Linked DNA regions of Homo sapiens: regions 1 and 3 are each linked to region 2. A link is an interaction called in ENCODE POLR2A ChIA-PET data of the cell type or tissue named here. Cell type or tissue: GM12878. All regions are shown on one strand.

Evidence for each region. Peaks named below come from ENCODE experiments on the same cell type or tissue, not always from the same donor. Only the 100,000 strongest peaks of a DNase experiment are listed, where the experiment ranks them.
Region 1: POLR2A ChIA-PET joins it to region 2 with 6 read pairs; 3 of 35 experiments call an interaction of 5 or more read pairs at or near these places.
Region 3: POLR2A ChIA-PET joins it to region 2 with 8 read pairs; 4 of 35 experiments call an interaction of 5 or more read pairs at or near these places.

The regions. Positions count from the first base shown.
Region 1 is chr1:56,225,728-56,233,727 of GRCh38, reverse strand. LOC124904186 (a long non-coding RNA gene) reads left to right here. Exons shown (of 4, transcript XR_007066107.1): 4 at 1-236. Among named protein-coding and RNA genes, the nearest start is that of LINC01767, 190 kb to the left of the region's middle. In GM12878, no CTCF peak of the experiment used is centred here; no DNase peak of the experiment used is centred here.
Region 2 is chr1:56,561,625-56,569,624 of GRCh38, reverse strand. The region is part of intron 1 of PLPP3 (phospholipid phosphatase 3); the gene reads left to right. Among named protein-coding and RNA genes, the nearest start is that of PLPP3, 14 kb to the left of the region's middle. In GM12878, no CTCF peak of the experiment used is centred here; a DNase peak (open chromatin) is centred at 4,394.
Region 3 is chr1:55,872,593-55,880,592 of GRCh38, reverse strand. No RefSeq gene overlaps it. Among named protein-coding and RNA genes, the nearest start is that of LINC01753, 68 kb to the left of the region's middle. In GM12878, no CTCF peak of the experiment used is centred here; no DNase peak of the experiment used is centred here.

The DNA of each region.
Region 1 (8,000 bases), 340 kb after region 2:
ATCATGGCACGCTAGAATTATATGAGAGAAAATAATAATAGCTCACCTTTGTTTTGCATGGAGTTTTTCTTAAAGCACTTTTACTTGTCTTAATCTCATTATCAGAAAAGTAGACAAGGCAGAAGGTATTTTTCTCACTTTGCACACAGTAAAACTGATGCACACACTTTGGGAGGCTGAGGTAGGTGGATCACCTAAGGTCAGGAGTTTGAGACCAGCCTGGACAACATGGCGAAACCCCCTTTCTACTAAAAATACAAAAATTAGCTGGGTATGGTGGCATGTTCGGGAGACTGAGACAGGAGAATTGCTTGAACCCGGGAGGTGGAGGTTGCAGTGTACCGAGATTGCACCACTGCACTCCAGCCTGGGCGACAGAGCGAGACTCCATCTCAAAAACAAAACAAAACAAAACAAAAAACCAAAAACACCAATGCACAGAGAGATTAGGGGTCTTGTCCAAGGCCACACAGCTTACCAGTGTCAGAGGTAGATCCCAGGACTTCCAGGTTATAGCCACTGTTACTTTGCTTCTCATGGAGGCTGAGGCCTAAGGCGGCAGTCACAGGAAGTAGAGAATAGTTAAGTATGGGAATTAAGCACAAGGCTTTGGAATCAGTGTCCAGGATTTACATCTGCATCTACCACTTACTTACTGTGGGACCTTGAGCAAATTAATTGGGTTTTATGAGTCTCAGTTTCCGTATCTATGAACTGGAGATGAGCACTACCTCTCGTGCTTGTTGAGAAAATCAAATGAGGCAGTGATAGAACTAACACGCTTTCTCAGTTCAGGGTCTGGGGCATTTGTAATCTCCCACAAATGGTGACTACTGTTATTAATTAAGTGGATACCCTCTGGAGTGGCTTTTGACTCACAAAGAATTTTGGAGACTGACCCTCAATATGCACGGATGGGGTGAGCCCCCCAGTAGCTTGTGTTCCTACTCATAGCTGATGCAGTGATGGGTAAACACGTGACCCACACTGAGCTAATCAGAGGTTTTCCCTTGGATTTCAAGCCCAAAGGAGAGAATGGGTCTCTCTGTAGCTGTGAAGCATAAGGCTCCAGAACTGAGGGCAACCAAGCTCCCACCACATGGAACAAGAAAGAGTCCATGGGCAGAGAGTTAGACAAGAAGGGCAGAGGGTCTTAGCAGGCATCGTTCCTGAGGGCCAGGTGGATTCCTGCCTTTCTTATGCCTGAGTGCTCAAGATTTCCTTCATTATATTGGTCAATTCTGACATATCTACCATAAGCTCTCCCTTTGACCTCTTCATTTTTTCCTGAACCTCAACAAGAAGTTGAGCTCTTGTCATTTACAGATAAGAGTCTGGATTAATGCAATTATTGTTTGCCAGTCTTGATTATTTACTTCTGGTGGGACTAGAAAGTCCTTGGAAATAGAGGCACAAGATGATTCCAGAAATCAGGCAGAAAGAATAGAGTTTGGATGCTGGCACACTGCTTACTAGATGTGTGACCTCAGACAGATTCCTTCACCTTCTGGTACCATAGTTTCTTCCTCTGTAGAATGGAGTTCTACCTGAAAATATCTGGCACCCAGATATTTTCAACAAATATTAGCGCCTTTTCCCTCTCCTTTTCACTTCTCTTCCCTTCTGTGACAACGTAGTCACATCAGAACAAATCTTCCACTCTGACCTACATGAGGGTTTGTCATCAGAATAATGTTCCTCAGTAGTATTATTTTTTATTACCAATTCCACTCCCTTTAACATTCCCACTTTGTCTTGGTCTTTCCTTTACCCCCTAGTCCCCATAACACATACAAGTGCTTGCAGTTTCCCAAACATATCATGTTCTCTCTCATCTCTGGATCTTTGCATGTTTAATTTCTTCTCTGTGCACTAGTCAATCCTTCATCCATCAAATTCTTTTGCATCCCTCTGTTGTCCGCTCAAATATTCTTCTTCTAGAAAGTGTTCTCTGACCACCTTCCACCCTCAGGCTAGGTAAGCCGCCCTTTCTCTCTTCTTCCATTGCAGTGTTTTACCCTATCATGCCACTGAACCATACTCTATGATTAGTTACCTGCTTTACTTCTGTCTTTCTCTCCTATTTTTCCCCAGCTTATCTCCCACAGTTGCCTAGTTAATACTTCTTCAGGAAACTTTCTTTGACTTCAATGAAAATACCAGCACCCCTCTCCACCACCCATTTTACCCACTAATGGTTAAAACTCATTACTGTGTGAGGGTCTCTCACGAAGGTCAGTCTCTGGTTTTCGCTCACCCCTTTGGCATCAGCACCTTGCACATAGTTGGTCCTTGAACATATTCATTGACTGACTAACCTATAGAACAAAGGAATCTCTGAATTCTGTAGAACTAGCATAGGGCCTGTGGCACAGAAGGTACTTGCCACTGCCCCATGCTGCCTGCCAAAATGTGGGCAAAACAAAAAACAATAGGCTTTTGTGGAACACAAGACAAAATGGTGGCAAAAATAAGGTAATTCTTTTTTTTTTTTTTTTTTTTTGATGGATTCTCGCTCTGTTGTCAGGCTGGAGTGCAGTGGCATGATCTTGGCTCACTGCAACCTCCGCCTCCCAAATTATGGTAATTCTAACTGACCATTGGATTGACAGTTTTGAGGTGATGGGGAAAGAATGGAGGTTTGAGGATCAGAGAGTCTGGGTAGGAATTCTGGCTTGACCACTTATTCTTGGTATGATAGGAAAGCAATGTAACTTTTCTGATCTGAAATTCAGTTTTGTCTCTGTACAATGGTAAAGAGAAATGGTAGTGAAGTTATGACATACTATATGTAACACGTTGCCTGTAGAACAAGCATTCAACTATGACTGCTGTAACCCAGATAGTTTTTACCCATACATAGCCAACTGGGCCTTGGCATCTAGATGATCTTCTTCATTTTTCACTCTGTTTGGAACTGTTGTAGCCTCCTAATAAGCAGGCAAATTTTCCACCAACTCCAACCATGGATTTGTCATGAAAGACTGTTTACTGAACTGGAACCACTTTGGCTATATGCACCAATGACCAACATGTCTCTGTGGAAAGAAGCTGAGACTTAAATTCTTTATACTCTAAGTGTTCAGAATGAAAAGAGATCCAAATGATTAAAGGCTCCAGAAACCCAGAGACTGTAAAAGTGAGCTGTAAAAGAAAGAATGGTTCATCATGGATTTTACTACTCCAGGTTCCATGGAGGATGTAGTTGGTCCAGGCCACCAAATGTGTGAGGGATTTTATCACTGGGCAAGCTGCACATTGTCTCTCTCTGGACAGAGCCAGGTTCTTAGGATTCAGAAGGAGTGCCGAGGCTTGTCTCCCACAGATTAGGCTATGGGAGATTAGGAAGGCCACTAAGCATTGATAGATGGAGACAGCATACATTGTATAGCTGTGCATTTGCCTGTGCTGTTTTTTTCTGCCCAGAACACTGTTCCCAACTTCACCCCACATACGAAGCTCTTGCACATTTTATGGAAGGCAGCAGACCAATAGTCAATAAAGAGCATGGGCTTAGGAATCAAACTGTCTTGGGTTTGAATCCTGACCTTGCCGTCTCCTAGCTGTGTGGAAAGTGACTCATCTCTCTACACCTATTTCTCTGTCTTATAAACAAAAAAAACCAATGGGTAGTGGTATTCTACTTATCTGAGAAGGTGTTGTGAAGATTAAATGAGACAATGCATATAAAGTGTTTAACACATTGTAATGCTAATAAATGATAGCAACGTTTACTCATTCTTGATTCTCAGCTCAGCTCTCTCTCTTCTTCGTAACTGGTGGCCTCAAACACTCCTCTTTAATGTTCTCACTGCTTTTTGTCCAACCCTCCATCATAGCACTTTCCACATTCTATTGTAACAGCCAGATTTTACAATTCAAGCCTTATTAATCAGGAGCTTAGGATATGTTTTCATATCAACCACCTCAATCTATGACTTCAGCTTATCTTCTCCACCCCCTCTCCTCTTCCTATGAATTATTTATCAATTTATAAAATGAGGCTATTGGGCAACTCTTTATGGTTTCTTGCAACTTCAAGCTTTCTAAAAACTTGAACCAAATTATGACGGGAGGCTAATGACCCCCCCCTTCCCAAATCACAATATCTTTCCTTCTGGAACATTTATTATTTATACACCAGTAAGCCTAGATCAGCCATTTTTCAAAAGAGTGGCACAAAGTGAATTCTCCATCGGGGAAACAAACGACCAATTGAAAGAGATTTCACGCCTGAATGCTCTCATTCTGCTCATGCCTGGACATCATGGCTGCTACCTTTCTGTACATTATCAAGGGAACTGGGGTTTGTCACTTGCACCAGACTCTGGCCTCTCCCAGAGAACCTCCAGAGAAGGCCTCAGCGGTTACCGTAGAAACGTCTTCCTTCCTGGATGCAGACCCACGAAGGCTCAGGCAGCCACGACCCAAGAGGGGCCTTGTTTAAACAGGAAAGAGCAGACAGTTTAATGGGTAGCTTTGCAGCTCAGATTCCTACACAGTTTACAGTAGTTGGAGTAATAAATTCATAATGAATGTTTCTTTATTTTACAGCTAACTTTTTATGTTTGTTTTCTTCTTCTTTTTCTTTCTTTTGTTGTTTTTTCTGAACATTATCCAACTGATGGTAGGCAGTGATGGTTTTTATTTTTTCATTTTTAATTGCTAGAAAAATAATATAGAGAAAGATTGTGCTTTATGGACATTTATCTCATTAATTCTTCATGATATTTCTATGACATTTGTAATTATTGTTAATACTTGATAAAATTGAGAAAATTAAGAGTCAAATAGTTTAATTTACCAACCCAGGGACACATGGCTATTTGTACAAAGTGGAACTTTCAAACGGATAACCACAAAAATCCATTTTGGCTTCATTAATAAGTTAGGAATTAAAAGTGGAATTTTCCATAAGTAAAGACCATTTGTAATTTGAGCCACAAAAAGTGTAACATCTAGCTGTCAGGTACATTAATTAGTTACTATTTCAAGGAAATAGTCAAAGAAGCCAATTATTACATTTTCTTTTGGAGAATTTTGTCCTCGGTTGCCTTTGGAAACTTGAGACCTCACAATTTCTCAGAAAGTATACAGTGCACGGTTGAAACCAAAGTAAGATCTAGAATAGTCGCTGACCACCTGTCATGTATCAGGTACTTTACCCATGCTACCTTCTTTAACTACTAATAACCCTATGGAGTAGATACTACTATATCCGTTTTACTGATACTGTAAATAGAGCTTCGGAAAGGTAAAAGATAAGTTATTCAATGTCAGGGTTAATTTTTTTTTTTATTTTCAAGCTCAGTGCTTTGCTGGAACATCATATTTTGTCTTCCCAAAGGAAATTCTTATGAGAAAAATGAAGAGCTATTGTCTCAAGATAGATGTGATTTCTTTAAATGTAGGAAGCCTTAGCTTCTTACACCTCAGGCCCAATTCCTTAGTAGATGACCTGCCTTTGAGACTTAAAGGCGGGTATACTGACTGCCTTTAAATGCCTCTGGTATACTGCAGTATCCAGTGGGCACTGTGGATAGGGACTGAACTCACTCTCACATTCATGGAGTAGGAAAATAGCAGTTATTACCCTGGAAAGGTCCCAGGAAAGAGCAGGCAGCTGCGGGGAGTTATGAACTGTGAGAACTGCCTGGAGCCAGGATGGCAGGTCATTTTAAAAGCCAATGGAGAGTTTTATCAGGCCATGGAGAGTTTTAATTGGTGGAGACACTCTTATACTCAGGATAGTTAACTGTCCTCTACTGTGCTCAGTAAACCAAGAACAAGAAAATTTGTGTGTGTGTGTGTGCGTGTGTGTGCCTCTGTGTGTGTGTGTGTGTGTGTGTGTGTGTGTGTGTAGAAGAGAAGAGTAGAGATTTGGGGGCAGGTTTTATTGAAAACGACCTGTGGATTTATCCCACATGTCCAGAACCCATACTAAATATGAATCAGCATTTGCCGAATAAATGATGAGTAAATGGGTGAATTATAGTAAATAAAGATAGGAAGGGAAGTGGCAGATCACAAAGTTTAAGAGCACCATAAACCTTCCTCTCTGCACTCAGTTGCCCTGAAGCAAGGCATATTGGAAAATCTCCAAGCTCCCCATTCTGTCCCAAGACTTTGTGCCTTCACACAGTCCTGATCTTTCCAGGATGTCTTCATCAATCCTCCACCCCAGACCTTATTCACATGGTAGATGCCTTCCTTTTTCTTCTAGAATCTTTCTCTTCTAGGAGGTCTCCTTTTCCTTCCCCATTTTCCTACTTTGTTGTACATACCTCCCTGAGAGCAAAGCAAGATTGTGTTGTCTATTTGATATTTGTGTACCTTAATTTGCACTACAATATGGACTCCTGAAAGGGAGAGATAAGAGCTTTTTTGTCTTTAACACTTAGTATATTTTCTTTCACACAAGAAGTGCTCAATGAGTATTTGTAAATGAATGAAAGAATCAATGAATGAACACACTAGGCAAATCCTCTTACTTCAATCAGTAGCCTAATCTGAAAATAGAAAAGGTACTGTGCTTGCACAGAGAATATTGACATGGGGTTCAGGGGATGGGGTTGAAATCGGACATTGCCCACCAACTTACTGGCTGATTTTGGGAAAGTAACTTACCATCTCTCAGCCTCACATTACCTGTGGGTAATATGAAAGAGTTGGATTACATGATGGTTAGTGCCCTACAACCACCAGCATTCTAGAACTTACAGTTTTAGCAAGAGTCTAGGTAGATTAGAAGCCATCTCCATGTCCTAGTTGTTACTATGAAGGCCACACCACTGAACTTGTGTTTTGCAGTGCATTGGTCCCACAAAATATTTTTAGGTCTTCTGCAAAAGGGAACTATAGTCAGTACCTGGAAATGGTAGACAGAACAAAATTAAGGATGTGCTCTGCTGCAGGTGTTCTTGGTTCACTTAATATGCAGATGGACATTGGGTCACTTTAAAATGGACATATTATATTTGGTATTGACTAGTGAATACTCTGTGGAATGAGTATTATGTAGAAGTGTTGGAAAAGCCCTGTGCTAATGTGTAAGAAGATCTCACCACTGCCAAGATTCTAGAAACTCCAGATTTTGACACAGACTGAGTTAGAATAAGGAAGCTGTTAGTAATGAACAAAGTTATGGTTTTTGTGTGGTATCAGAGTGGGCAGGAAGGCAGAGTTAGGGCTCTGGGATGGTTGGACTATGTATCTGACTGATTCATTCTTCTCCCTAATGCTTGAGTTAACATGGGGATCTAGATTTGATATAGACCCTAGAAAACCTTCACTTGCAAGTAGAGTGAAAGAACCATGGAATATGGTGAGTAAGCAGAAAAGGACTAATCATTATTGAACATCCACTGAATACTACATCTCATTTAATTCTCACAACAAATTCAAGAGATAGGTGTTACTGTGCCATTTTACAGCTGAGGTGATTGAAGCAAAAATAAGTTCAAAAATATGCCCAAGGTCATACATACAATAGACGGCAGACCTACAATTTGAACTTTGGTCTTTTGGGTTCCAAGGCCTGAACTCTTCCATTACAACATGACTACATGGCTATCATAGAAGAGCACTTTTTAAAAAAATGTGTTTGTTTTGGCCATGCTTTTGTTGACCATTGCTCATTTATCCTCCTCTGTTGCCTATGAGCCTCATACTTCTCCTATGTAAAATGAGAATAGTAATTTCTCTATTTCATGGAAGTTGTAGTGAGGATAGAATGAACATATTTTCTTCCTTCCTCATATTTTCCTTCCTCATTCAATTCTTTAAACAGAGGCACACTTAAAGTTGAGCATATCATTTGTTTTTATGCAATAGGGTCAATACTAAGCAAGTTGATGTTTAATGTAACTTACAGTTCCCATAATTTCCCATGAATATTTGGAAAATATGCTCACATTGCTTGTTTTAATAAAGTACATAAGTCAAGTAGATGGTCATCAAATGTAAAAATCACTCTCCTCTCTCTGAGTGGGTTATAGGCA
Region 2 (8,000 bases):
TTCTTTTTATTTTTATCTTGGAAGATTTCATAGAGAAACCTACTACCTAGGAGTGAAATTGCTGGGTCCTATGGTAACTCCACATTTACCTTTTTGAGGAACTGCCAAACTGTTTTTCATAGTGGCTGCACCATTTTAGAAATATCTAAAGGCGGCTGGGTGCAGTGGCTCACACCTGTAATCCCAGCACTTTGGGAGGATGAGGCAGGCAGATCACGAGGTCAGGAGTTTGAGACCAGCCTGGCCAACATAGTGAAACCCCGTCTCTAACAAAAATACAAAAAATTAGCCAGGTGTGGTGGCAGGCGCCTGTAATCCCAGCTAATCAGGAGGCTGAGGCAGGAGAATCACTTGAACCTGGGAGGCAGAGGTTGCAGTGAGCTGAGAGAGCCATTGCACTCCAGCCCGGGTGACAGTGTGAGACTACATCTCAAAAAAACAAAAACAAAAAACTAAAGGCTAGTTACAGTATGTAAGAAAAATACAATAGTTTTATAAAAGACCTTTGGAATGAACATATTCATGAAAAGATTGGAGGAGGGAATTAATTTAATCTTATTTGGGTTTGGGAGAGATGACTGGATTTGAGGGTAGGCAAATGGGAGGCAGAGGAGCTAAAGACCAGTGGGGTGGCAAGTGCAAGCTGAACCGAGGGTACTGTGGTGGGAGCAGAGAGGGCTGGATAAGAAAGACATGACAGGGCCGGGCGCGGTGGCTCACGCCTGTAATCCCAGCACTTGGGGAGGCCGAGTGGGGTGGATCACAAGGTCAGGAGTTCAAGACCAGCCTGGCCAAGATGGTGAAACCCCATCTCTACTAAAAATACAAAAAAATTAGCCAGGCATGGTGGTGGGCACCTGTAGTCCCAGCCACTCGGGAGGCTGAGGCAGAGAATTGCTTGAACCCGGGAGGCGGAGGTTGCAGTAAGCCGAGATCACGCCACTGCACTCCAGCCTGGGCGACAGAGCGAGACTCGTCTCAAAAAGAAAAGAAAAAGAAAGATATGACAGGTACTTCCTGAACTCCAGGTTGGGAGCCTCTGAACTATGGTGAGGCCACTCCTTCCAGAAACACTTTAAATGCAGGATTTATAGGAGATTTATGAAATCTATTAGTAAATGCTTTTTTATGTGCATAGCCTTATTATGAAGACGAGGCTGTGAGTTATATTCTTTTGTTCTGGACTTTTTAAGTTTCTCAAATGCCCCTTAAAATAAGTGGGCTATAAATCCTCTTGGCTTAGAGAAAGGGTTTTTCCTGGGTTGCAATGGTATTTTATTCAAAGAGCTTTATTGAGATATTCACATACTATGCAATTCATTTCTTTAAAGCACACGATTCATTGGTTTTTAGTATCTTTTCTTTTTTTTTGGTTTTTAGTATCTTCACGGTTAGGTAAACTATCACCACAACCAATTTTAGAACATTTCATCACTGCAAAAAGAAACGATACCCACTACCAGTCACTCCCCATTTTTCCTCCACCTTCCCACATCTCATGGCAACCACGAATCCAATTTCTTTCTCCATAGATTTGCCTGTTCTGAATATTTCATGTAAGTATAATCATATAATATGTGGTCTTTCGTGACTGGCTTCTTCCACTTGGCGTACGGTTTTTAAGGTTCATTCATATTGCAGCATGTATCCTTCATTTCTTTTTATTGTCAAATAATATTCCATTATGTAGACATAACACATTTCATTTTTACCTTCACCACTTGATGAACATTTGGGTGATTTCCACTTTTTGGCCATTATGAATAGTGCTGCTATGAATATCCATATAAATGCTTTCAGTTCTCTTGGGTCTGTATACCTAGGAGTGGAATTCCTGGATCATATAGTAACTCCATGTTTACCTTTTTGAGGAACTGCCAAACTGTTTTCCGTTGAGGCTGCATCATTTTAGAAATACCTTAAGATTGGGCTGGGTGCTGTGGCTCACGCCTGTAATCCCAGCACTTTGGGAGGCCGAGGCGGGTGGATCACGAGGTCAGGAGATTGAGACCATCCTGGCTAACACAGTGAAACCCCGTCTCTACTAAAAATACAAAAAATTAGCCAGGTGTGGTGGCGGGTACCTGTAGTCCCAGCTACGTGGGAGGCTGAGGCAGGAGAATGGCATGAACCCGGGAGGCAGAGCTTGCAGTGAGCCGAGATCGCGCCACTGCACTCCAGCCTGGGTGACAGAGCGAGACTCCATCTCAAAAAAAAAAAAAAAAAAAAAAGAAATACCTTAAGATTAATGCAGACATGTAAGGGAAACAATGCCAGAATTTTCCTGAAGATTTGGAATTAACATATTCATAAAACCACTAAAGCGTCACTTTGTTTTTAGAGGGATTTTTCACAAAGAAACACGTTTTGAATCAGTTTAGTGGTGCCACTGGGTTTAAGATGAGTGAGCAGAGAACAATAAGCTGACTGGGAAATCGATGCTGGGTGGTCAGCTAGACCCGCTCACCCACTGAGTAGCACTTCCACAAAGCAGGCTGTGACTGTGACGTACAGACTCTTGTCTCAGCAGAACAAAGAATGGATCTTCAGAGTACTTTGAAAACAGTTAAACATGCAAATAGTAAAACCTATATATCCCTGGGATCTGCTTTACAATATTTTAAAGGCATGAAATAGAAACCCATCTATTTTCAGTTCCTGATGAGGCTGATTTTTCACCCTTTTCCCCACCTCTGGATATATGGCTGTGTATGTGTAGTTGTCATCTTAGGAACTAAAATTACCATGTATCTTTTAGACTCATGTGCTGGATGCCAAGAAATATTAAAGAATATAAGACACAAATACAAATCCTGAATAATGAGTTGATCTATAAATGCACTAAAAAATCAAGTTGTAAGTATGTGAAAATTAAACCTCAAATATTACAAAAGGGTGAGGAAAAGGGATCCCCATTTATTGTTAGGTGCTTCACATGATATCTCACTTAACCTTTTTAATAACAGAATAAGGGAAATGTTTCAAACCTGGTTTTGCAGCTCAGAGAGGGTAAATGATTTGCCCAAGTTCTTACAGCTGATATGTATCGGGGCTGGAATTTGGACTCAAGCTTGACTAAATAATGACGATTGCTGACATTTATTGAGTGCTAGCTAGGTACCTCTCACCAGGTTAAGCAGCGTGTATACATTCTCTTATTTAATCCTCCCAATGAGCCTATAAAGTACTTGTTACTATTGTCTCCATTTTACAGAACGGAGGTAAGAGAGGTTAAAAATAACTTACCAAAGGTGGTGCAGTGAGTGAGTTTGAGAGGTGGGGTCAGACGTCTGCCTGGTGAGGTCATTCTTAACTACTAGGCCCTACTGCCTATATTCTCCACGTGTTTCTGAATCCCATGCTTTTCTCCACTACTCCATGCTGGCTTTCGCATTGGCAACCCCTGAAGCGTCGTCCAAAATGAGTTGGACTAGTGGTTCTCTGGACCTGTGAAGGTCTGTTAGGTCAATCATGGGGCATCCTCTGCTATTTTCAGTACTTCAGAAATATCTAGGCATACTGAACTTTCACCAGTGATTAACTTGTCAAGCCTAACTCACAGCATCAGCCTCTGCCTAGACTAGTCAAAGTATCAGCATGCTGTGTTTGTGATGTGAATGACTGCTGTCAGTTCACTCTGGTCTTGTTTATTTCTGCTAATGATGAGATGAGACACTTTTTGTGCTTGGATTAGCAAAAATAAACGATGTGAAATATAGTTTACTTGGTAAGTACAGATGTCTTCTAGATGTGTCATAGAGGGGCAAGAATTAACTATGAGGGATTTTTGTTGCTGAAAAGGCTGGACACCCTAGAATGGACCATCAGCTCTAAATTTTGAGGTAAGGAAGACCACTGGGTCCTGGATCCTATAGAAGGCTTTCTAAAGAAAGGAGGGGCTTTAGGCCAGGCGCAGTGGCTCACACCTGTAATCCCAGCACTTTGGGAGGCTGAGGCGGGCAGATCACCTGAGGTCAGGAGTTCGAGACCAACCTGGCCAACATGGTGAAACCCTGTCTCTAATAAAAATACAAAAATTAGCCGGGTGCGGTTGCGGGTGCCTGTAATCCCAGCTACTCGGGAGGCTGAGGCAGGAGAATCGCTTGAGCCTGGGAGGCAGAGGTTGCAGTGAGCCGAGACTGTGCCACTGCACTCCAGTCTGGGCAACAGAGGGAGACTCTGTATCATTTAAAAAAAAAAAAGAAGGGACTTTAGGCCTTTTATCATTCACATCAGGCAGTGGTAATGGGTCACTCTGTTTGTGACCCTTTTTGTACCTTAGGCTCGAGCTACTGTCCTTGTGGTTTGGTGTAACCTTTAAGTCACATTGAAAGATTTTGAGCTTCTCTGGTTAGTGGCTGCGGATGCAGCTCCTTCATTAAATGCAGTACATGGAACTTCTACCAGTAGCCTCTTCCCCACAAATGACCCACATTGTTGTAAAGTTAGCAACCACTGACAGGAAGTGGCAGAATGCGTCTCAGCCACACAGCAGATTTCATTAGACACTCTCCCAAAGTAGCTGTTTGGGTCAATTTGGCCTCAGTAGGTTTATAGAGAAGAATGGCTTAATCCATTATTTCTCATTGTTACATTTGTCTTGCTGTCATCTTAGCCTTAATGGATGTTTTCATTAGAAGCACAGTGTCTTCCTTGGAAGCAAGTGCACACACATATGATCAGAGAGAGGAACTTCCAGCAAGCTGAGATTTTAAAAATATTTCCAAAGTTGTTACCAACTTACTGGAGAATCTTTTGTTTATTGGGTTTGTCATTTAAATCTGTCTGGAGAGTAGCAGCTCCAGTGACACCGCAGGAGGGATTTTGGGCTGCACTCACCTTTGTGACTGATTGCTTTGAAAGGTCAGCTCTATAGATGTTATATGAAAGCAGAATTCCTAGGGACTGGCTGGGAAATTAAAATATACTTCTTGAGTCAAAGCATTCAAAATACAGGGCTTTCAATTCGAGGGGAATAATAAGCTGTCTTGATTTTAGGTTTAATTTTCCTAAGGCTATTAATGGAGTTGAGGGACCTTTACTTATGATTTTGCCATAAATTTGTTGTTGCAGCTGTGCTTGCCCTAGCTGTGAAATCCAAGGATTTATTATTAATTAATAATCCCTTTTACTGAACAATTCTACCAAATGATAACGTTTGCATCTGAGAGTTTGAATTTATATATTCTTTCTTGCCTCAATTAATTTTTCTCATTGTAGATCTCCAGTTACCTAGCCCCTCAAAGCAAACAAAACATCAGTACCACCACATGCAAAATATCATTGTTCACATGTCAGTTGGAACAAAGCTGGGAAACTAACCTTTTTGAGCATTGACAGTATAGTCAGACACATCCACGAATCTCATCAAATCATACAAGCCTGAAGGGGAGGTATTCCTCTAACTGGTTTTATAGATGAGACAGTCGTTGTGCAGAGAGATTGAGGGGCTTGCTCAGGATCTTGGGACTAGAAAATGGTGGAGCTTGTAGGCTATGACCCAACCAACACCTATGCTCTTTCCTCCAAGAATTAAGATTGCAATTTGAATTTTCACTATTAGTTTCAATAATGAGCATATGAAGAAAGCAAGCAAGTCAGAAAATTTAAAAATGAAATTATCACACCTTGTAAAGTGTTCAGATTTGACTTGAAGTTTAAAGTCTTTTGTCCATTTCAGTATTTCCTGTTTCTTTGTAAATCCGTAGAGGATAGACGTGAACTCCAAACCTTTACACTGGAAGAGAGAGGCATGAACTTTACTGAATACTTAATATGTGGCAGGCAGTGAGCTAGGGGCTTTTCATACGTTATTAACTCACTTGGATTTCACAACAACACTATGAAGGTGGAGGTTGAAGTTCATTCTGTTTTTCTCAGAACTTGGTCAGCAATGTCTATAGCAATCCTCATTGATGGGTTGGTGACACACTGTTAATAATTCAGCTAATCAGTAGCAGAGGTCATTTACTAACATTTCAGGGAAAATGCTCTGCTAGAATCTGCTTTGAGCTGGTCACTTGGGCCATCTATCCACTTTTACTGAAAATATATCAGAGAGAATCTCAGTTCCAGTTCTGTAGAGCCTTAGAAGAAAAGGTCAGGAGCCATGGTAGGAGAATACTTGGCCAATTTTCTACAGAAATGGAATATCTTTTCTGCAGAGAGACAGCAATATCAGATTGTATTGTTAATTCTTCTTATCAGTCTTCTCCAAAGGTGTTAAAAAGCCAGGGAAATGAAACATTTTGAGTGAAGGAGCCTGCACTTTGGAAAACGCTCCGTGTATTTCCCAGGCTATTGTAGGGCCCCTATTCAGTTGGGATTTGAATGGTGGTGTGATTAGCATGAAAGCAAGTGTATAAAGTAGGTCTTTTCTCCCTTTCCTAAAAGAAGTTTTGTGGCATTTCTTTTTCTGACAGAGTTGGCATGAAGCTTTGACAAACACAGACCCATGGAAAAGTTAAATAGGACTTAGAGTAGGTCCATTTTGTACAGATCCTACACACTTAGAATGCAGAGCAGGAAAGCAGCTGGCAAGAGGCCCCTCAAACCATAGGAATCATAGCAAGGGCTCTTCCTCCACTGTGGACCAAGGATGAATAGGAAACACCCACAAGACCAATGGGAAAGTATATCCTGGGCTGTTGATCATTTTCTGTATTACCAGAAAATGACAGATAAGCACATGCCTGTGAGTCCACTGCCTATCTCTCCCAGTATTTGTGGAGATAAATACAAAGTGCTGAGGGAAAGTCTAAGAAATATAAGAGGTGGAACCTGCCCTAAGGAAGAAGGTGACAAGATGAGAAGATGGACACACAGATGGAAAAAACATGGCCAGGTGTCCTGAGCTGATAATTAAATGAAATTTTAAAAATATTGAGTCTAAGAGATAGCTTGATGCTGTTCTTGCCTCCAGTCTCAGCTTTGCTGTATTAGCTGAGTGACCTTGGGCAAATGTTTTCTATTTTGTGAATGATAAAATGGGGATGATGATTTGTTCCCTGCCTACCTCACAGAGCTTTTGAGACCAAATGGTATAGTATCCCACAGGTATAGAAAAATATTTTGCAACTGCAAGCTCTTGTTTGTACAATGAATATTTTTTTTGTTGTGTCTGAATTTGCTCTCTTTTCTCCATTCTTCCTTTTTCGACTGCATTTTAGGCACATGCTATCATTTACCCAGATCTGAAAAAATGTCTTTACAGATTTTATTTCTAGGTTGATAGTCTCTCCTCCCCCGTGTATTCTTTATGCAGTGAGTCTACAGGGTCATTTGTTACTACTACAATCCCGATCACATAGGCCTGTCTCTTCAGAACAGGACTTTCTGACCCCTTGTTGACTACAGAATCCATTTCTCAGCATATTTGAGACTCTTCAGAATCTAACCCTAACCAAACCTTTCAATTTCTTGCTTCTCATCCCCATTACCCCACTCTCTCCCAACCCCTTCACACCCTTCTCCCAGACATCTCCACTCTGGGGCTTTTCCAGGTCCTTTTCTACCATGCCATTCTTTCTCTTTGCTTGGTATGTGCTATTTACTTCCTTTTTTTTTTTTTTTTTTTTTTTTTTTTTTTGTGAAACGGAGTCTTGCTTTGTCACTTAGGCTGGAGTACAATGGTACGATCTTGGCTCACTGCAACCTCCGCCTCCCAGGTTCAAGTGATTCTCCTGCCTCAGCCTTCTGAGTAGCTGGGATTACAGGCGTGTGCTACCATGCCCGGCTAATTTTTTTATTTTTAGTAAGGGCAGGGTTTCACCATGTTGCCCAGGCTGGTCTTGAACTCCTGACCTCAGGTGATTCACCCGCCTTGGCCTCCCAGAGTGCTGGGATTACAGGCGTGAGCCACCGTGCTCAGCCAAAAAAGAAGCTACTTACCTCTTGATAGTCACTTCAAATCCTGCCTGCCTCCTCTCTGAAATCTCTTCTAAATAGATTTTGAACTCCTTGTACATAATAGGTGCTGAAAAATTTTCATTGAAAAAAAG
Region 3 (8,000 bases), 690 kb after region 2:
AAGAACTGAAAAGATACCAGGATTTGTAATCAAATGGATCAGAGTTCAAACCTGACCTAGCTCTACCTGTGGGACCATTGTTTCTCTAAGTTCTGTAAAATGTGAATCTGTAAAATAAGTGTCATAATGCCTAACTAGCAGCATTGTTGAAAGAATTAGAAATAAGGAGCAGGAAGTCCTGGCTCAGTGACTAGTAGCCATCATTATTGAATTCCTTGAGTCATTTAACAATTGGGGAAATTAACACCCACAGAGAAAACGAAATTTATTTCAAGTCACATAGGAAGTTTAACACAATGTTCTTCCTCCAGGGGCCAATTCAAACTTTAAATTACTCTCTAGACTCTGCTGAAAATGAAGGCAACTCTCTTCAGGGCAGGGCAGAACTGGATCTGTTGGGTGGTTCCAAGTTTCAGGTGCTATAGATGAGGGGCAATGTGGGTCTTCTGGCCTTATTTTCCTCATTATCATCCCAAAAAACTCAACCAGCATTTGGCTAGGGGTAGGGAGGGGGCTTCCGTTTGGTCTGGGGCCCCATGAGTGGGATGCCTGGTTAAATTTGAATTTTATATAAACAACAGGTAAGTGCGCAATACAAGTATATCCCTAGTGGAACAGTAGAGGTTAAACAGGGCATAACTGTACGAAAAAGAAGTATTTGTTGATTATCTGAAATTCAAGTGTAATTGGATATTTCATTGTACTTTTATTTGCTAAATCTGGCAATCCTATCCATGAGTGGAGATGCCCACATGAGAATTCTTGCATTCACTTAGTAAAATAATGTCAAGCTTTTCAGAGCTACCATGTAAGAGCCACCCTTCCACGGACACTCTGCAGCATAAACCTGGAGGCAGGACTTGGGGCGAAGATTGAGAAAGGAGAGAGGAAGGCACAACTGTGCATAATTAACCCATCACCTAAAACTGCTGTCTCAGTTCCTCTCAGCTTTCCTTTTTCTTCCCTGATGAGGTGCGTGCCTTTGAAGTGAAAAGTGAGAAGAGGGATGAGAAGACAGGTGTCTTTGGCCCGTCCTGTGATGGCTCCATTTCCTGTGGCGCATGAACCAATGATGCTCGCCTTTAAAAGTGAAGCCTGGCCGAGCAGCGCTGGAGCCGGGGAAAGGGGCCGCTTTTTGCTTTCTCTTGGGTCAGCGCGTTTTACTAGTCTGTAGGCTGGCAGATTTGTAATAGGATGGTGCTGGGGGAGAAAGAGAAATGGGAAAGAAGTAAGATGGTATTTGAATTCTTTTTATTTCAGCGGAACTCTCATTCTCTAGTCCTTCCTCCAGGACATGGAAAACTGTCTTGTTAACTTTTGTTAAAATTAGTAAGATTCTGACTCTGACTTCTTCGAAAAAAAAAGAGTTGGGGGTGTTATATTCTCACTTCTTTAGGAGAATTGGTTCTTTACCTCATCTCTACCATAATTCCAAGTATGCAGTTCTGACAAGCACTAGGAGACTGCACAGATCTGAGATATTTCCTTCTTCATTTTTATCTGTACTTCTCCTAGCCTGCTTTAAGGGAGGTGGAAGCTTGCTTGCGAGAGCTCCTTCCCAGTTCTCTAAACGGGGTCCATCTCTCAGCTCTCACTCAGTCTTTACTATGAGAACCTATGCTGTCTATCATGGCAGCTGCTGATGATCCCTGTGATCAGAAGACAAAAAGAGAAGCTTCCCCCGGCTTACAAGAGGCTCGAGGTAGGGCTGAGCTGTTCCTTCACATAGGAAAGCTGCTTCTGACTACATGCATCTGTGTAATATCTCTGCTGTCTTATACCAGGGTTTCTCAAAGCAAACTCAAGGTCAGGGCTTGGGCACTTCTTTGGAGCATTCTATTCTTCTGGGTCAGGGTTTTTCATATATGGAGCAAACGAGAGCTCAAGTTGAACTGTGATTAAACCATATTACTTTGGGGTTTTACTACTCAAATGTGCTGAAGTCTTGGCTAGATAAAATGCTAGGCTGATGCTAACATTCACTCCAGTCCATTTGTACTCAATAGTAGTTAATGGCCAAGTACCAGCTGAATGGAAGGGAACAGATGAGGTTCACCTGACGACTTTCATGGATGGGGAAGAGAAATGGTTCGGCACCTCTGACAGGCAGTCTGCTATTCCTTAATTTCACTATGTCTTACAAATGAAGATACTGAGAGTTGGACGTGAAATAACTATCCAAATACCATGCAAAGTTTCCAAATTCAGGTTTAGTTTGGATAATCTAAGTTTAGCATAAGCCATGCTGCCTGAATAGAGACCCTTGACCAGCAAGTCACTCAATCATTAAATAAGCATTTGGTGTTAGGCATGTTAATCTGATAACCACGGATACAGGCTGCTTCCACCAATATGAAACAAATGTTAAGAGCAAACTTTTTTCAACTTTCCCATCATTTACCCTAAATCTCTGATTATGAAAGTTCAGGCACCTTAATTCCATCCCATATAATTAAGGACCTAAAGTACATGGCCTCTGAGGTTGTAACTCTTTCCAGCAGTCACTACCTCAGCTGACTAACAAGGGTGTTCCTTGTAAGGTGCTGCAGTTCCTTAAGCCACCCCCTCGGTGAGAGGGCTAAGTGAGTTTATCTCGAGCTGTGACTCCAGACAAGCACTCAAGCCTAACTGAAACATTGAGTCCAGCAGTCCATGATCTGTAGTCTTGTCAGGAACGTTTCTCTAATCCGCATGAAAAATGGTAGTTTATGAATTTAAAATCTTAAGGCAAATGAGCATAAGTCAAAGATAAAGCCTTCCAATAGTCTTAATATCTAGTGTCAGAAACCTCTTAGATAGAGGTCGTTTCCCTTTTTGACTCTGCCTCTCCACTTTGCACAGACTCAAGTTTCTATAGCCTGTGGCCATGAGTTCCTCCAGTGATTTATTTCTGCCACTCAGAGTTAGGGCAACCAGCTGGTAAAACTATTTAAGAAGGACTGAATTGCTTGTCATGACATGAGGTGTTGTAAGACTTATAACAAGTTTATGGACCTCTGTGGAAATCTGAGTCATTTTTCTTATCACCCATATAAAGGTTTTAGGGCAAGCAGATGAATTGCACGGAGGTGGTTATTTGGCAAATAAGGGACATCTGGGCTATAGTAACAACAAGTAAACCTCTTTGTCTGGGGAGAGGGGAGACTCTTGAATTACTTTCCCAAATTCAGTTTGGTCCTTAGTTTTACAAGGACTTTGGAAAACATTTGGGTTAACTTATCTCTTATAATACAGGCACAATAACTGAATATTCAAAGCTCAAATATTGCTACTTGATGACAGCACCTAGAAAGTCGCCTGAAGTTCTTAATCATCTTAGATATTTTAAATGCCCAGAGCTGAGTATTTCCCAGGGTGCTTCCCACAAACAAGTCCCTATTCCAAGAGAAAAGATCCTATGAACTGTGTACACATTAGCTCTTGATCATATGAAAAGAACTTGATAAAAAGTTGGGGTTAAAATGCCCTTGAAGAAGTAAGCTGTCAATTGGGTTTGCAGAGGCTGGGTAGAATTTACCTGGGCACAGACTAGGTGGAAAGTAAGAATAAACATGTGTAGGAAGGAGGCTTGAAGTGTGGGGTGCAATTTGGCACCCATTTTTAAAGCTCAGTGCTAAAAGCTATCTTCACCTTCTGGTAGAAAAATGCTTTCATCTGTTTTTAGAACCTTGAGTCAACTTTATTTTCATTGTAGTTGGCTCCAGCCTCAGAGCTAGTCATGTTGCCCTGAATACATGGTAGACTCTAAATCCTGTGCTTCAGGTCAGGCTATTATCCCTGCTTGTAAAGCTTTTTCTGCCTCTTCTCTCTGGTACTCTGCTTACAATTTGGTGTCTAGTTGCAAAGTGGTTGCTTGGCTTTTCTGTGGTCACTGAAGTGTATGAATATGATAAGCATGAGATTTGAAGTCATCTCAGTGCAAATCTAAGTGCTACTCTTGGTTAATCTCAAATTATTTTTCATCTATAAAACAAGAAAACCACCACTTTGGAGGTCATATTAGTCAGGATTCTCTAGAGAAAGAGAACCAACAGGATGTGTATAGAGAGATTCATCACAAGAAACTGGTTCATACAACTATAGAGGCTAGGAAGTCCCAAGATCTGCAGTTGGCAAGCTGGACTCCCAGGAGAGCTGATGGTCTAGTTCCAGTCCAAGTCTGCAGGCCTGAGAACCAGGAGATGCAATGGAGTAGTGCTTGTCTCAAGGCCAGCAGGCTTAAGATCCTGTAAGAGCTGAAGTTTCAGTTGGAGTAGAGGGCAGAAAAAGGGCTGACGTCCCACTTTGAAGGAAGTCAGGCAAGAGTCAGCCTTTTATTTTCTATTCAGACCCTCAACTGATTAGATGAGGTCCATCACATTGGAGAGGGCAATCTGTATCTTTCGGTCTACCACCACGCCCGGCTAATTTTTCATATTTTTAGTAGAGACAGGGTTTTCACCGTGTTAGCCAGGATGGTCTCGATCTTCTGACCTTGTGGTCCGCCCACCTCAGCACTCCAAAGAGCTGGGAGTACAGGCATAAGCCACTGCGCCCAGCCTACCAACTGAAGATTTAATCTCATCTGGAAACACCCCAGGCTTTATTTTGAACACCCAAGTACCCAGAATGTTTGACAAAATACCTGGGCAGCTCATGGTCCAGTTAAGGTGACACACAACATTATCACAGGGGTTGTCTTAAGTGTCTATAAAGCACCTATTTGTGCAGTACAATCTTATATGGCAGTGTCTACTAACCAAGCTAATCTGTCTGTTATGGAAGGGAACCCTTTGCCTTTTGCTGCCACTACCTTGCATCAGTAAACGCCCAAAACTGTCTATTCATCTCAGTGGCTTTGAAGTTCTAACGCCAAATTAGTTTGAAAGTAGCAGAGAAGGGTAAATGGTAATTACTTAAGGGCAGCCCCCAGAGTTTTTGTTGTAAATGCTGATGCCTGCAGACAGCATATGGGTTAAAACGGCCTGGAACAGATCTATAGAAGACAATGCAAGCCAGGTGTGGTGGCACATGCCTGAAGTCCCAGATACTCAGGAGTCTGAGGCTAGAGGATCCCTTAAGCCCAGGAGTTTGAGGCTGCAGTGAGCTATGACTGTGTCACTGCACTGCAGCCTGGGTAACAGCAAGACCCCATCTCTATAAAAGAACTTGATAACTACTTGTGTTACACTAATAGAAGGTTAAGGAATCTAGTAACTGCCTCAAGTTACAAAGACCATACAAAATGGACAAACTTCCCATGTTCCAGAACCTACAAGCAGCTATTGCCTACCTCTGTTCCTGCATACCTGTCAAAGCTTCCCTACCAAGCTGAACTTGGGAAAGCAATTAAAGAGCCCCTTTCTATTCAGCGAGAGTGGTGGAGTGGCAGACCTATTGAGATGTCAGGTACACAATCTGGTTTTAGCAGTTTCTCCAGCAGTGGCAAAGTCAAGATAGTAACATGAGGACATACCCTCAACATCCTCATGTGGCTTTGGGCCTCTTCTTTGAAATAATTCTAAAAAAAACATTCAATCCTCATGCAACGCCTCAGCTGACACCTGATATGGTGAGGCCATTCAAATGGCAGGAAACCACTAAGTGTCTAAACCTGAGGTCCAGGCCAAATGAGTGCCTGCTCCCCCTTTTCTTCCTCCCATTGGCCTAGCAGCTTCAGAGGCACAGCCTCACCATGCTGCTGTGCCTGACTCTCAGGAGAACCATTTCTCTACAGGTGACTAAACACAATTTACCTGCGCTAAGTCAAAAAGACATTGCCAATAACCATGCACAGGGAAAGCATTTGGCAACTTCTCATTGTCAAATGCCATGTAATGGTCGTGTTCCCCCTTGAGAAGCCATAATTACGGCCAGAGCTACTGGACTGTGATTTTTCTCACTGTTAGAATTTATAGTCTCTTGGGATATAGAGGAAAATATTTTTTCAAACCAAAAAGGATATCCTGTTCTGAGTAGGAAGGTGGCTGCCCCAAAACAGAGGTATGAGGTGAGCAGGATTTTTGTTGTTAAACCCATAATCCATTTCTTTCCAAGAACAAGGATAATTTTGTACTGGAAGGCTTTGTAATGCAACACATCTTAGTGAAAGGTGTTAAATAAGCTACCTATGACACATTCTGACTCTTGTGGATACGTCGTACCCTATCCTGGATGGAAGAGCTGCCTAAAAATGTGTGTGGTAGGAGGCTTCTGGTTTGGGGCCTAATGTCTGAAGAGCTTGTCACTCCTATCCCTGCAACTAGAAAAAGCTGAACACATTAAAAATCAATACTTCCTTGGCTGGGCGCGGTGGCTCATGCCTGTAATCCCAGCACTTTGGTAGGCCAGGGCGGGAGGATCATGAGGTCAGGAGATAGAGACCATCCTGGCTAACATGGTGAAACACCATCTCTACTAAAAATACAAAAAAAAAAAAAATTAGCCGGGTGCAGTGGCGGGCGCCTGTAGTCCCAGCTACTCAGGAGGCTGAGGCAGGAAAATGGCGTGACCCTGGGAGGCAGAGCTTGCAGTAAGCCGAGATCACGCCACTGCACTCCAGCCTGGGCGACAGAGTGAGACTCCGTCTCAAAAAAAAAAAAATCAGTACTTCCTGGAGCCATCAGAATTGAGGTCATGGGACAAGTTGCTCTCTCCAGAATTGGAGAGACAGAAAAGCAGATACAGAGGATAACTTACCAAGTCAGAAACCTACTAGCAGAAGCCTTTGCAGGACCAAGCACTGAGGTAGGAAACCTGTACTGTAACTGAATTGCTGGAGGTTTAGTGTGGGCAAGTTTGAGAGTTAAACTCTTTCTTGGGAAGTAGGGGGCACACTCTTGTGAGTTTTACTTCTAGGAGCCCTACCAACTTCTCATAGTGAAGATAAGGGGGAAAATCCCCTCCTGCTTCTGGTAGAGGAGGGGAAAAGTAACCATTTTAAAACACACCAGAGCATTCTATTCTTCTTCCTCAAAGAAGTTATTTTGCTACAACCTAAACTACTGGTGTTTTATCAGAGCCTAACTGACTAGGGGGAAAGGAAAAGCTCAGCTGCATCATGCTCCAGCTATCTTGTCTCAAGTTGGAGGAAAGGAAGAAAAAAAAAACTGAGAAGCATTTGTGAAGATCACAACCCAGGCAAATAGGCTCACCAAAAGACTGAGACCTCACAAAGACTGAGGACTCTAGGATACCTCCTCTCCCCTAACACTTCACTACCAAGTTAGTTCTCCTGTGCAGGGGCAGGGAAATGCAATAGAAAAAACTGCACATCTCAGGCCTCATTCAAGAAATCTCTAAACTCCAGAGACAATGAGCAACAGAAACCAATACCCTAAAGGGGAAAGCCTAGCCTCTGACACAGCTACGGCAAGCAGCAAACGAGCCAAACACAAAACCTATTTACATCAATTCATTTTACCCAGTATATAATGTCCACCTTCCAATAATTTTTTCCAAAATGTGCTAAAAGACAAAAATACAGTTTGAGAAGGTAGAGCAAATATCAGAACTAGACTTTCATGGCAAATACATTGGAACTAAGACTAGAAACTTAAAACCATGCCTGTAGAGAAAGAGAAGAATAATTACATTGGAGTTCAGAAATCATGCAAGCAAGAGTGGAGTGAGATATTAGTTTGCGGGGGGTTCAGGGGAACCACCAACCTGGAGAACTCTTATCCACTGACTTTCTCCCTCAAAAGTGGAGAAACACTGAGCCAAACATTAAGGGAATTTGTTGCCAGTAAACCTACCTTGCAAGAAATGCTAAACTCTTCAGAAGGAAAATGATACAGGTCAAACTCAGATCTACATAAAGAACATTAGCAGAGGAATAAGTTAAGGTAAAACCTATTTTCTTAATGGATCTGGCTTGTTCAAAATAGCAACAATACACTTGATTACAATTTATGGATAAAGGAAATGAAAGACAAATGTTAAGGTTCAGGAGGGAGGAATTAGGAGTATATTGTGATAAGGTAATTGCACTAAGAAGTGAGATGGTCTTATGTGAAAGA